2 separate regions of the Homo sapiens genome follow, and region 1 is linked to region 2. The links are chromatin contacts, found by Hi-C or POLR2A ChIA-PET in ENCODE. All regions are on one chromosome and are shown on one strand. Each heading gives the region's core, a stretch centred on a gene start or an enhancer-like site at or near the end of the contact. The rest is flanking DNA. Distances are from core to core; before and after follow the strand shown. Region 1 has its middle 39 kb from the start of NDP. Region 2 holds the start of NDP (norrin cystine knot growth factor NDP).

Region 1 (7,498 bases), core at 1,688-4,187, 39 kb before region 2:
TTACAGGCGTGAGCCACCACGCCTGGCCAATCATCCTTTATAAGGCTAACAATCATCAACAACTATTAAGCACCTTCTTATTCTAAACATTTTGGTGAGAGCTTTATATACCTTAGTTTTGATCTCCAAGTTAGATATTATTATCTTCATTGTATAAATGAGGAAGTTGACACTCAAAGAGAAGTAACTCTTTCAAACCTGAACTTACAAAGTAATGGCAAAGTCTTGTCTTACAGCCTATAGAATTTCTAACTTATGTAATTAATAAAATGGGTAAAGGATTTAAACGTAATATCCAAAGTCTGGATTTTAAAGTGTTTTTAGGCTGGAGTTTGTCTAGTCACCCATTTTTATGAGACTTTGCAGGCTCTCAGATAAAATTTTAGAGTTGTGCTTGTGAGTCAGAGAAGCCCTGGTCCTGAAGGGAGCCCTGGGGGAAGAGTTTTGTCTTAGATTGGCTCCTCAATACCTGACATAAGGATTTGTGTGCAAGTGAATTTTCCAGGAAATGCATCCAGAAGTCAGTAAGGAAGTGGAGGAAGTAGGACAGCACAAGAGAAGCAGCCAATTGAAGTGAGTTCTGAGGCAAAATCCCATGAAGGGTAGCTTTGGAGGGTAAGTTATGCCTCAGAGTTGTCTCAACACAGGGCTTGGGAGCCAGGCTTTCAGATTCCCATACTCATCAGTCATTAGCTAAGAGCTGGTCAGGTAGAACGAGAAGTAGGGGTGGGAGAGACGTGAAGTCCTAGACACTTCTGGCTGTCTACATGTTTGGGCAAAGTCCTTCAGTAGCTGGAGGGTAGTCTTGTGACAAAGAGTTCCAAGTGCATTCCATTGTTGGCCAAAAGCACACCACAGCCAGGAGATGGGCATATGACAATAATAAAATGGAGTTGAGAGGATCAGAGTGGACAGTGTCTACAACATGTCTGAATTCAGAAACACCATAAAGAAAAGAGGCAAGAGCACAGCTTGGAGGAGCATTCTACAATTCCCAGGATGCCACAGAACTGGTGACAGTCAATTATGTTCTTACAGAAAAACAGTAATCTTCAATAAGTCTGTTTTGCTTCATTCCCATCATTATCTCCTTAATTCCAAGTCACTATCATCTCCTACCTGTGCCACTGCAGCAAACCTCATATCAAGCATCTACTTTTGCTCCCCTGTGTTCATTCTTTACACAGTAGTCATGGTGATTTTTATAAATACAGTGGTGATGCTGTATTTATAAGCATATAAATACATAAATGAGGACGAGAGGTAGTGGAGTTGGAGACACTTTAATCACCACATAATCACCATTATCCCCCTCAGTCCACCCTACTATTCTTTGGTAGGTACAGTGGACATTTTCTCAATTTACTGTGAAGTGCTATGCAGTTTTACTCTACCTGTAGTAGTTTATTTTCACACTGCTATGAAGATGATACTACCTGAGAATGGGTAATTTATAAAAGAAAGAGACTTAATTGACTCACAGTTCTGCATGGCTGGGGAGGCCACAGGAAACTTACAATCATGTCAGAAGGCAAAGGAGAAGCAAGGCACCTTCTTCACAAGGTGGTGGGAGAGAGACAAAGCACAGGGGAAACTGCCACTTTTAAACCACCAGATCTCATGAGAACTTCCTCACTATCAAGAGAACAGCATGAGAGAAACCATCCCATGATCCAATCACCTCCCATCTCCCTCGACATGATGGGGATTACAATTTGAGATGAGATGAGATTTGGGTGGGGACACAGAGCCAAGCCATATCACCTCCTCCCATATTTCTCTGAAGATGGTTGTAGGTGTGTGGTCTTATTTCTGAGTTTTCTATTCTGATCCATTGGTCTATATGTCTGTTCTTGTACCAGTACCATGCTGCTTTGGATACTGTAGCCTTTTAGTATAGTTTGAAGTCAAAAAAGCCCAACTCTTATCTAAAGAACATATTGATACTGAGTATGGAATCATCTATAAGGTTGAATATATCCATTCATTTTCTTTTTCTGGGTCAGTGAAAGTACACTATTAACATCCTTGAAAATTTTGGGTCCTGAAACCCATTTTTTCCATCCTATTTGGGATCCCAACATAGGATAATTCTTCTAAATTAATTCAATGGGAATTGATGGTTGTTTGGCTCATGGAAAAAGTTAGTTCAATCTGGGAATCATAAAAATGATTCATACATTTCTTAAACATTTAAGTTTAACTCAAAATATATAAATTTGCATTAATCTCCCAATCCTTTGATGAAGGGCCAAGGCTTTTTCTTGAGTATATTTTTCTTGAATGTATTTTACAGATGAAACAGAGAACAGTGCTTAATCTGGCCAATCTGTTAAGGAGTGATTGGTCAAGAGAACTTTTACCACATGATGCTTGATATTAAATGATTGTAATTATTAAGGATATTAGCTACCTCCATCAGTGGACAGCAATAATTGATGTTAACTCTCTAGCAATGGAACATTCTTCTATATTAGTTGGTCTTATCTTGGTTCACGGATTTTGTTGAAAATCTGATATGTTATAGACCTTCTTATCAGAAAGATGTATACTCACATGCATACATACAAAATTGTAGGGTTTTTTTTATCCCTGAATTTCATTTGTAGATTATTTATTCACAAACTCCGTGTTACAGTATTAAAACACACAGAGTAAAATGTAAATAGGCAGTACACTGGCTTGTCATTTTCTAATCAAGAAAATAAAGCATGTAGTATATTTATCTGATAAAATTGATTAATCTTAAATGCCACTGTCTGGTTCTTGGGAAAAGAAACACCCACAAAGACACACCCACATTTGCTCAGTTCCCTTCAGAGAATGGCAAAAATCATGTCAGTCTGATTCATCTTTCAGGAAGGAAGAGGGAAGTACAGTGTAAAACCGCAACCCAGGCCACAGTGAGGACTTGGTCCCAGAGTGCAGCAGAGGTTGGGGCCGTTCAAGGGCAGAGTAGTGGCTGTTAGTTGAGTAAGGACTGTGTCACCAACCCCCAGATGGGCACAGCTTACTGGTGCCTTGGCAACCATCCATGCCAACTCATTCCATTACTCAGTCCCATCAGATGTAAATTTTTACGGAGTTACAAGCAAGAGACCATTCTCTCATATCTACTTTCAACTCTAGGAGGAGCAAGAATTGCTTTCCTGGCCTTGATTAGCACTCAGGTGGTTGGCGCCAAGAGCCTTCCTCCCTCATCCTGAAGAAGATAAAACTTGAACTCATCATGGTTAGTGCCTACAAGTTGGTGATAAAAGCTGGGTGGGAATCCAGCCCTTCTACTTTTCTTCCCATGATCTTGCTACTAAATCCCACTGCTTCAGGCCATGATGATGCATTTGCAGTTTGGCTAATTATAGTAAAATGACTTGAATATAAAAACATTTCAAGGACATTCTCATTCTTCTCTTACTGATTCTCCTCACTCGTTCCTCTGTTCAGAAACAGCTTTGAAGCCCCAGACTTAACTTCCAAAATTAATGATATTAATGCTTCTGTTTCCCAGGTTTGACAAAACATTCTGAGTGAGGTTGTTTCATTTCTTAAGAGCGGCTACTAACTTTGCACAGAGTGCCGTAAACCCAAAGTCAAGTGGTTAGAACTTGCAATCAAGTACAAGGCAGCTTAAAAAGGTTGCTAAAGATCACCTCTTCATTTCGCTGTCTTTTAATTAAGCACATTGAACAGTGACTCATTCATTTATAGAATAACTTAAAATTGAATAGGTGATTATGTACAAATTAAGGTGACAATTGGTAGGAAGCTTGGTTCTCAAGTACCAGTCCTTGAGCTGAATAATGACCTGACTTGGGAGTAGGAGTGGAGGAAAGCCAGGAGGAGAAGAAAAGATTTTTATCTGTGCTTTTGGCCACAATGGAAGTAAAATAAAAATGGGGATTGTGGTAGGCAAAATAATGCCCCCTCCAAGATGTCCATGTCTTATTCCTTGGAAACTGTGAATACGTTATGTTACATGGCAAAGGGGAATGAAGGTTGCAGATGGAATGAAAGTTGTTAATCAGTTGATCTAAAGATTTGGAGATGGTCTTGGATTATGTGGTCAGCCCTATGTGATTACAACGGCCCTTAAAAGTGGAAGGAGGCAGAAGGAGGAAGTCAGAGGCAGATGTGACTCTGGAAGGGGTCAGAGTGAAGTGATGTGAGAAATACAGGACCTGCTGTTGCTGGCTTTGAAGATGGAGAAAGGTTTCGTGACCAAGGAATGCAGATGCCTCTACAAGGTGGAAAAGGCAAGGGAAATATTCTCTTCTACAATATCCAGAAGAAATGCAGGCCTGTATATACCTTGATTTTAGCCCAGTGAGACCTGTGTCAGACTTCTAACTTACAAAACTGTAAGATAATACATTGGTGTTCTTTTAAGCCACTAGGTTTGTGATCATCTGTAATAGTAAATAGAAAAGGAATGCCTAGAGTGATGAAAGTAAGGACTAAGGAGATGGTCCTATTTTAGGTCTGTTTCAGGCGGGCTGTTGCCAGCAAGTTAGCTGAGGAAGATAGATACATCAAGAGTTGAAGACACACTGGAGAAGGTGAATATGAAGCAAGGAAGCTGGAAGCTGAGACTCAGGAGGAGCTTTGGAGAGGGGACAAAACCTAAAGATTCAAGGACCCTAATCACAAGTGACCTCAAATTACCAGAGGACAGCTAAACTGAGCTGTGGAAACCAGCAGATGTGATGACTTTCTGTGTTGCTAATTTCTTTGTCTCTCTTTCACAAAGAACCAACACATACAATAGAAATAGTCCTGAACTTAATATTTTCTTTCCAAAGAATCACACATGACAAAAAACAAGATACTTTTACAAGCAAAAAAAAAACCATGAATCAACATAAATGAGGAATATCAGTTAAACAATGTGGAAGATATGGGTAGTTGTACCCCCATGTTTGCTTTTCTCTTCTTCCATCCTAAAGGAATTTTTCGGCTGGTAAGGGCTACCCAGCCTCATTTGCTTAGAGGTATGACCGTATGACTAAGTCCAAGTCAATGGCATGTGAATTGGACTAATATGTAGAAACTTTTAAAGGGAAGATGTTTACCTATTCCATTTCCTCCTTTCCACTGGCTGGAATGAGGATGGAGTGTGTGCTCTTTGCCCCTGCAATGAGGACACTACTCTGGGAATATACAAAATTAACTCAAGATGAATTAAAGAAAAAAATTAACTCAAGATGGATTAAATATTTAAATGTAAAACCTGAAGCTATAAAAACCTTGGAAAACAACCTAGGCAATATCATTCTGGACATAGGAATGGGCAAAGATTTCATGACAAAGATGCCAAAAGCAAAAATTGACAAATGGGATCTAATTAAACCAAAGAGCTTCTGCACAGCAAAAGAAACTATCAACAGAATAAACAGACAAGCTACAGAATGGGAGAAAATTTTTGCAAACCATTCATGTGACAAAGGTCTAATATCCAGTATTTATAAGGAACTTAAACAAATTTACAAGAAAAAAAAACCCCATTAAAGAGTGGGCAAAGTACATGAACAGACACTTTTCAAAAGAAGACATACATGCAGCCAACAATTATATGAAAAAAAAACTCAACATCACTGATCATTAGAGAAGTGTAAATCAAAACCACTATAAGATGCCATCTCACACCAGTCAGAATGGCTATTACTAAAAAGTCAAAAAATAACATGCTGGTGAGGTTGCAGAGAAAAAGGAACACTTTTATATTGTCAGTGGGAGTGTAAATTAATTCAACCATTGTGGAAGACGGTGCAGTGATTCCTCAAAGACCTAAACGTAGAAATACCATTGACCCAGCTATCCCATTACTGGATATATACTCAAAGGAATATAAATAATTCTATTATAAAGATACATGCATGTGTATATTGACTGCAGCACTGTTTATAATAGCAAAAACATGGAATCAACTTAAATGTCCATCAATGATAGACTGGATAAAGAAAATGTGGTACATATACGCCATGGAATACTGTGTAGCCATAAAAAAAAAAAAGAACAAGATCATGTCCTTTGCAGGAACATGGATGGAGCATGAGGCTATTATCTTTGGCAAATTAACGCAGGAAAAAAAAAATCAAACACCACATGTTCTCACTTATAAGTTGGAGCTAAATGATGAGAATGCATGGACACATAGAGAGGAACAATACACACTGGGGCCTATCAAAGGGTGGAGGTAGGGAGGAGAAAGAGGATAAAGAAAATAACTAATGGGCACTAGGTTTAATACCTTAGTGATGAAATAATCTGTACAACAAACCCCCATGACACAAGTTTACCTATATAAAAAACCTGCACATGTACCCTTGAACTTAAAAGTTAAATAAAAAAAGAAAAACCTCTTCTTTCTAATGTTACTATAATTTTTAATTGATAAATCATAATTATATACATTTAGGTGGGGTACAGTGTGATGTTTTGATATATGTATACAATGCGCAATGATTAAATAAAGCTAATTAACATGTTCATCACTTCGCTTACTTAACTTTTAAGGCTTTTATTATTTTATTTGTAATACACTTTTGTAACATATATGAACTTAAGTTCATTTAATATATTGCTGCATTCAGTCATTTATCTAAATTTAACTTTAGAAAACTGATTGACATAATGATAATTTGAATGTCTTTATTTTTTTCATTTGTTTTTTATTTTATTTATTATTATTATTTTTTGAGATGGAGCCTTGCTCTTGTCGCCCAGGTTGGAGTGCAGTGGCACCATCTCAGCTCACTGCAACCTCCGCCTCCCAGGTTCAAGCAATTCTCCTGTCTCAGCCTCTTGAGCAGCTGGGATTACAGGTGCCCACCACCATGCCTGGCTAATTTTTTTTTGTATTTTTGGTAGAGACGGGGTTTTGCCATGTTGGCCAGGCTGATCTTGAACTCCTGACCTCGTGATCCACCCTCCTCGGCCTCCCAAAGTGCTGGGATTACAGGCGTGAGCCACCGCGCCCGGTCTATTTTATTTATTATTATTATTTCGATAGTTTTTGGGGAAACAGGTGGTGTTTGGTTACATGGATAAGTTCTTTAGGTGGAATTTCTGATATTTATTGTGGTGATGTGAAATGTACTCTCTTAGTTATTTTGAAATATACAATACATTATTATTGACTATAGTTATCCTGCTGTGAGATAGATCTCAAAACTTAATCCTCGTTTCTAAATGAAACTTTGTACCCTTTGGCCAAAAACTACCCATTTCCCTCCCTCCCTCTTCTCCTCCTTCCCCTTGGCTTCTGATAACCACCATTCTACTCATTACTTCACTGAGTTAGACTTTTTTAGATTTCACATATGAGTAAGATCATGTGGTATTTGTCTTTCTGTGCCTGGCTTATTTCACTTAGCATAATGTCCTCCAGTTTCATCTACATTGTTGTAAATGAAATAATTTTCTTTCTTTATGGCTGGATAATATTCCATTGTGCATATATGCCACATTTTTTAAATCGCTTCATCCACTGATGGACACT
Region 2 (7,445 bases), core at 1,225-3,724:
ACCTGCTTCTTCAGGTTCTGCAGCAAGAAGTCGGGTCCTGTCTCCCACCTGCTTTGGGACTACCCATCCCCCCAGGGGTGTTTGAATGCTAGGTGACTCCTGTAAATATCCACTAGGGCTACCATGAAAGAGAAACCCAACTTGAAACAGGACCAGAAATAAAAGGCTGAGAAGTGATCCCTTGAAGGATTTCTCAGCCAGCTGATAGACATCTCCTTCTGCAAACTCTTCTCTCCCTTAATACATACGAAATAACAGCAGGGGTCCCTTCATCCCTTTGGCAAAGTTAAAGGGAGTCCTTCTTTCTCAGCAACATTAATGATGGCCAGTAAAGAAACTACACGTGGCACAGTGACCTTTCTAAAAAGCATGGTGATGAGATAAAAACAGTTGCTGTTGCCAGCTCTCTATTGACAGGCTTAGAAATGGGTTCTCTGGAGCCCAATGTGGGGAGGCAAAGCCTTCCTCTTGAATGGGGCAGCAGATGGTATTCTTCGCCACTCCTGACAAAATAACGGCTGGAAGAAGCAGTAGGACTCCATCTGGGAGAGATCTTGTCTTCTGTGGCCAAGCAGTCAATGTGTTTGCAATCTTTACACTTTCTGTGGTGCTCTTTCAGAAGGGCAGATTGTAGAATGCTGGAAAATTCTGCCCAGGAACTGGGCAGAATTCATGCAACCCTGACAACCTGAAGGCGAAAGATGGCAGGGTGGAGTGGCGAGCATATGTTGAGAAAGCCACAGATTATTTCTTGGGAGAAATGAGAAGGTGGACGGATGTCAAGTTCTGATATTTGAAAATGTTGGTGGCCAAAGAGTTTATTCCCCCTCCCAATCTGACCCACAAAATTAGGCCAGAAAATGTATTCCTGACTGTTTCCATGGCTCTTACTCAGCTACAAGTCATTTCCCCTTTCAGATTATTTCCAGTTTTAAGGCCCAATTTCCATTTGCTTTTTGATCTTCTGCTTTTAAGATATTTAGCCAATATCATCATCAGCCAAGTGCCAGGTTTTTTTTCAAGGCTTTGAATTTGTCATTTATCCATGATCTTCGCAGGTGGATTCTGTTTGTGACTGGCTGGTCCAAGGTAGACAGGGTATTTTTTTTTCCAAGTGGAGCATAAGAAAAGGGATTTCTGGCAATAAAACTGAAAGTTTTAAGACACCTCTTGCAAATATCAGTGACTGGAGTAAAGGTCCCATGGAAAAGTAATAAGGTGAATGTAAATTTATTAATGAATAACAAATAGTTTGATACAGAGTTGAACAAGACAGTTTCAGCATCAACAATTACATGAAGCTCCCAAGAAAAATTTCTTTTTGAGTTTTATAATGTATTATTTTTTCCACGAAATATATATATTTTAAATTCTCAGTTTAATTCTTCATCAGTAGTATTAATAAAACAAATTATTCTGGGTCTGATTTACCTGACATAAAATAATTATTAAATGTTCTTTGTATTTTCCTCCAAAATCCCTGACGGTTTTCTGTGTTAATTTTAAGCTTTCAAAGGGCAAGAATTATGAAATATTTGCCTTTGTAGTCCCACAGCTCATAACACAGCATGATTCAGCTGCAGGTATTTAACCCACACACATAGTTACCTTTGTCACTTTTCTACTAGTTGTTGTGTAATGGGTTAGCTTTATCTATTAGTTTCTCCTTCATATAGCTCAAGGAGTCAAGGAATACACGTTCTCATTGTTTCTAAATCAGACCTAAAGTTTTATTCTAAATGATGCAGATGAAGGGGCTTATTAAAGTGCCATTGTGAATTTAATCATGTATATGCTGCTAAAAATCATTTAATGGATGAACAACCCGGAAAAAAAGAACTCTCACCACCCACACACATCGTGATAAAATAGGGCAGCGTTTTGCACTTGCTTTAACAGCATCGCCTGAGAAAAAAATTTCTGGTTCCCATCTTTCCCCTCTCTTACTTAAAATTTCAACTTCATCACAGTCAGCTGCCGAATCGTTCAACAGAATGCCACACTGCCTTTGTATTTCCAAAACTATACGTCTCTATTGCGGACGGCACATCTTTATGGCAGCCACATGCTTGAAAAAGAATTAAATTCAGAATATTCATTTGGCCTCTTATTAGTTCCATAATACCATTAAAAAAGAAAGAAAGAAAGAAACTTCCTCGCCCTTGTTCTGCTACGCTGTTCCCATCGTAAGATGCTCCGTGGAAGGGAGCCGAGCGGTGGGCAGAGGCTGAGTCCCCGATAACGAGCGCCTCACATTTCCGTGGCATTCCCATTTGCTAGTGCGCTGCTGCGGCCGCACGCCTGATTGATATATGACTGCAATGGCACTTTTCCATTTGACATTCTCTCTCTCTCTCTCCCTCTCTCTCTCTCCCTCTCTCTCTCCCTCTCTCTCTCTCCCTGTGTCGCTTAAACAACAGTCCTAACTTTTGTGTGTTGCAAATATAAAAGGCAAGCCATGTGACAGAGGGACAGAAGAACAAAAGCATTTGGAAGTAACAGGACCTCTTTCTAGCTCTCAGAAAAGTCTGAGAAGAAAGGAGCCCTGCGTTCCCCTAAGGTAAGCAGGAAAACAAGCGCTGCCGGCTTGCCTAGGAAATCGCTTCTTTCCAAACCGAGCATTTCATCCTCCTCTCAGACAAAGAGACAACCTTTAAATACCACTTAAATTTGCATTACTTTAATTTGCATTAATCTGTAGCATGCTAGCATTGTGTTTCTTAAATGAACGGGTCTTTGAAGTCTGTGACAGAGCAGGGAGCCTCCTAGAAAAGCTTGAAAATATCTTTTGGTTTGACTTAAAGAGATTTTTCTTTTCAAACTCTCTGCGTAGTTAGATGTAACTTTGTGATGGTTCTTATAGTTGACCCCGTGAAAGGGGGCTGCGAAGCAGCAACTTGCCAACATGGATTCATGGAGCCCAGTATCTTCCCCAGCACCCTCATCCCACTTACAATGGGGGCACTATTAACGCAGGCAAGACTGCGAGTTTAAAAGCGCACTGTTTACTTTTATTACTACTTATGTATGCTGCTGATCTCCTGCCAGGGCTCTGCCGGAGTGCTCAGAATGACTTCAAACAATAGGCAACATTTATTTCTAGCTTTCTGTGTCACGCTTTGCAGGAATCCTGCTCCCTTGCACTCTTCTTTCAGCGTGCAGGTCTTCGCTTCCATAGATGCATTGGGGAGCACCGGGAGGAGATGAGGATGGATTTACTGTATGATTTTGATTGGGCAAAAAGTCCGAGGAAATGCATGCTGTTTGCCTTGGACTTATTGCAGGGGGTTATTTTTAGTCATCAGCTCGTCCCTGCAGCATGATGTTCAAGGAGTGACCGGGAAAGGATGCTCCCACCAGCACAGAGACCAGGACCTGTAGGAATGACTCCTACCTGCGGGATATTCCGAGGTTTCTTTCAAACTTTGGAATACAAGTTCTCTCTTTAAATGAACAATTGAGCTGTAGGAGGCCTGGGCATAACTCTTTCTTGGGGGACGGGAAGTTTGATTGTGTACAGAATGTTAATGACTCAGAACGCCCAGTAACTGAGGCTCATTGTAATAGACAAACCCAGATAAGCCTCCATGAGAGGCAGACTCCCATCTTTACTGAGATTCAGGTGCGGGAAAGGAAGCTATTTGGCAAGATGGGAGTCCCTTGTACAGTTCTTTGTAACTCATTAATAACAGATATGGCTGCTGTGAAACATGTCTCTTTTCATTTCTAATATTAGTGTATTTTAATTACAAGGAGCTGGCATTGGCAAATTACCCCAACACATAAGATTAAATACCAGGTGCATTTGAAAACAGAGAGATGACTGAAATGGGGAGTTGCTGTGGGTGTCAACCAAATACAGCGGGGACGGCACAATGCTTCTCAACTGAGCGTTTAAACCAGATGCAAATATCTGCTCATTTTCTTCTCATCAGTCTTACTAATTCAAGGAAACTTTATGGTCCTGTTTGCCAGTTTTCATTGCAAATTGGTACACAGTTTATGCAAAACTTTTCTGATTTTCTCTGATAACCAGCCCAATAAGCATCGCTGAATGAAAATCTGATATTTGAATAGGTTAATTTACAACTTTGGGGTATTCATTAGTCAAGAAAGCCATAAAAGACACTATGGATTCCATTGCTGTAAAATTTTATTGTAATTTTTTTTTAAAAAAACTGCGGTTAGCAAAGCATTTAGCTGAATCAAAACAATTTTCTTAGACTATTATTCAGATCATTACATGAGAGTATTTGAACACAAAATGCAATGTTTTGCATCATTTATTTTAAAATACATTTGGTTCAGGTAACGGGAGAACTGGCTGAGGCCTTCTTACGACTGTGTACCAAGCAGCTGACACCCACAGATGGAAATGTGCCTGTGGAGTTTTCAATCTTAATTCGAGTTCCAATGACACTGTCAAGGGAAAAATAAATCATTTTTCAATACATTTAACAATTTCCAACTCATTTATTTTCCTGGGCCCTTGAAAAATGTGGTGAGTTTCTTGGAATTATAGCCACCAATGGTGGCCAGCAATCTTTATTTTAAGAACTCACAATTCAAGTACTATTATTCTCTGGTTAATTATTTATTTCATCAATTTTTAAATAAATATTTATTAAGCATTTTCTAGATGCCCAGTGCTATGCTAGTCCCGATGGATGCAAAGGTGAATGAGACATTGTCCCATACTCTAATTCTCAGTCCATATGCCATCTCTAGTTAGATTTTGGAACTGAAATGGGCATTGCCAATGGGTAAAGTGGGCAATAACTTTCCTGTTATAAAGAATTATTTAAAACAGCTACTGGTTTCTAGATTTACTTGAAATGATTCTCACTCATCAGTGGGTTTTCTTTCCATTTATGATTAAGGGATTCCCCTTTGGCCTTTTTCACCAGATCCTGGGTACACGTCATTTGCACAGCTAACACGGCTAGATCTTTCCAGCCTGGGTAGAAGAATCCCGGAAAAAGACAGTAGTTTATCCTTTCTCTGCTCTCCTGAGCACCCTGTGGAAAGGACCATATGCTGTCTCTATTGGGGATGGGTGTGAGTCGCCTACTCAGTAGCTAACATCAGGGCCACTTGATGAATCATCGAATTAGAAACATGCATATGGAGGAAGATGCAGTCACTATCCCTCACCACTTACTTGTCCCACCCCCAGTATCAAAACAAATGACCTCTGGGCCTGGCCTAAATTCAAGAGGCCCCTGGGAAGAAGCTGTTGGAAACTCTTCCCCAAACCCAGGTCTCCATCATAGCCACACAGTGTTGCTTTCAAATAACCCAGTATGGTGTTTTATCACGTGTTTAGGTTACTGGGGGAAAAAAAAAACCCTGAAAACAGCATCACCAGGGTCCTTGACTTGGTCCTTATCAGCAGATAATCCCCCGTGGTTGGATTAAAATGCCTCTGACTCCCTGGGGTGCCTGACTCACCCTAGCCAGCCCTCAGCTTCTTGGCCAGCGGCCTTCGAGCCCATCCTCACCTCTTCCCATGACGGCCAGTGACTGCTTCTTTGCCCAGGCCCTCTGCACTAGGCCAGCAGCCAGTGGGAGCAGAGGGGATGGGAAGGCAGGTGGACAGACTGTGAAGTGCTAAGGCAGAGCGGGGAAGCAGGGCTGTGAGACAGGGTGGGTGAGCTCCAGGGCCTGGGTTGCTGTGGCCTGCCCTGGCTGTGATCAGCTGTCATTTCCTCTTTGTGTATGACACTGTGGAACATATTAAAATTTCTCTGGGATGGTATGTTTGGAATTCCTCTGATGCCCCACCTCACCAACTTACCCGGACAATAAAAGCAAGGTTGTAAGCCTTTGAACAGCTGGCTGGCTATATATTTCCCTTCTTTCTTTCGCATAATCTAATTCAGAAAAGAATCCAGCTAGACTGGCAGTGCCATGTCTGGGTACTTGTTTCCTGCAAGTCCTTCCTCCTCCACCTCCTCCCGCCAGTCCTGGAATCTTCCTGGGTGGCATGTGGCTTTTCTTTTCTTTTGCTCACCACTGCTCCCAGCCCGCCCCCTTTTCCCTTCGCCTGAGCTCCTTCCTTTGTCAGCTGGCTCTTTGCTCTGCCTGTTTTCCAGACAGCTTGGGTCCTGTTCCATCCGGGGAGAACAGCCCATGGGATCTCCCCATCTCCATAGTATTCCCAGGATGTCATTCTTGGCACCAGCTCTGCCGGGCTGATAGGACTGGGGGGCTTTTTGTAGTCCCGAGCCTGAATCCACTCACAGAGAGGAGCAGCCACATGGCTTAGCTGCCCTTTGGGCTGCCGAGAGCGGGGCTGGAGTGACCGGGTTGGCAGGAACGAGCATACCATCACAGTGACCCGAACATCTCCGGCAAAGGCCTTGGGGTGGGAGCGCTATGGGAATGCCTGGATGCACTTCGGCCTACATTAAGAGAAATGTGGTTATTCTCTGTTTCGGGGGAGAGACAAGCGGCTTGAAACAAAGCCCTCTGGATCCTTGGCCCCTTCCCTGCCCCCTTTCCCGGTCTGTCCTTCCCACATCCCTCCCTCCCCAAACAGAAAGAAAGAGAGACAGGACTTCTAATTTGGCCAGCACAGACCCGAATGTCTTTATGAAACCCATTTAGTGAAAGAAAGAGGGGAGAAATATATTCTGGGTTGATCCGAACTAAAAAATGCATGGGGCTTTGGAGATGGGGCGGGATTTTTTCTTTCTTTCTTTCTGTCTCTTAAGAGCAGAACAACAGTTTCGTTGATGAGTTGCAAATGGAAGGAAGTGGACCTCTCAATTAGAGATTCCCATTTAAGAGCCTCAATGTAAACCTCCCTGTGACATCCTTAAAAGATGCTGCTAATGTCCCTGGGACCAAAAGGTATTAAACAGCAAGCCACCAGGCGGCTTCCTATTCCTTTTCTTTTTCTGGGGGCTTTGGTCGTCTTTTTCAAATTAGCTAAAATTCATTAAAGGACCCAAAAGGAAAAATTTAAAGCAGCTGAATTAAAATGAGTCTTTCCCTGTTAGCCTGACAAGAAGAAAAAAAGAAAGGAAGAAAGGGAAAGAAAGAGAAGAAAGAACCAATTCCCCTCCACTACCACTTCTTGGGTTTTAATATGAATTATTCCATACAAGTCCCTAGGCTAGAGGATCTATTTAAAGACGCCTGGCAGCATGAAGGGAGAGGGTAAAAATACAACCACTCTTTTGTCCATCAAAGGTTTTCTTTGGGAGGACATTAAGAGCATTCCTGTTTTCTTGTCTGCCCCTGCCAGTGGCAATGTTCCAGCTGGTAGTATCCACTCCTCGCCCATCAGGTCAGCAATCATGAACTTCTGTGTTTAATTTCAGGAGAAAACAAAGGGTGGGAAATCCTTCCGAAACCCCTATGTGTGTGCAGCAGGGCAGGGGAGGCTGGAACTGGAATCAGTACTCTCTTGGCTGTGCAGGTTGCATGCTGCAAATTCA

Evidence for each region. A loop is a pair of places that touch in the nucleus more often than their neighbours do. ChIA-PET counts read pairs that join two places held with the same protein, here RNA polymerase II (POLR2A). Pooled maps may share reads with other maps.
Region 1: a loop to region 2 is called in a map of endothelial cell of umbilical vein, with 4 times the contacts of the local background. The contact joins the enhancer-like site here to the promoter of NDP in region 2. A Hi-C loop is called at or near these places in 29 of 168 maps with a recorded cell type or tissue (CD14-positive monocyte, Caco-2, Calu3 and 15 more) and 13 of 50 pooled maps. POLR2A ChIA-PET finds 5 or more read pairs at or near these places in 1 of 52 experiments (BJ).

Annotation. Positions count from the first base shown.
Region 1 is chrX:44,008,325-44,015,822 of GRCh38, reverse strand. No RefSeq gene overlaps it. Among named protein-coding and RNA genes, the nearest start is that of NDP, 39 kb to the right of the region's middle. Within about 2 kb of position 2,937, at least 4 of the 41 ENCODE cell types and tissues checked have a DNase peak (open chromatin) inside an H3K27ac peak, as active enhancers do; they include CD14-positive monocyte and endothelial cell of umbilical vein, where a contact is called at or near this core.
Region 2 is chrX:43,968,419-43,975,863 of GRCh38, reverse strand. NDP (norrin cystine knot growth factor NDP) reads left to right here and starts at 2,474. Exons shown (of 3, transcript NM_000266.4): 1 at 2,474-2,560. NDP-AS1 (NDP antisense RNA 1) reads right to left here. Exons shown (of 6, transcript NR_046631.1): 5 at 6,244-6,404; 6 at 4,312-4,419.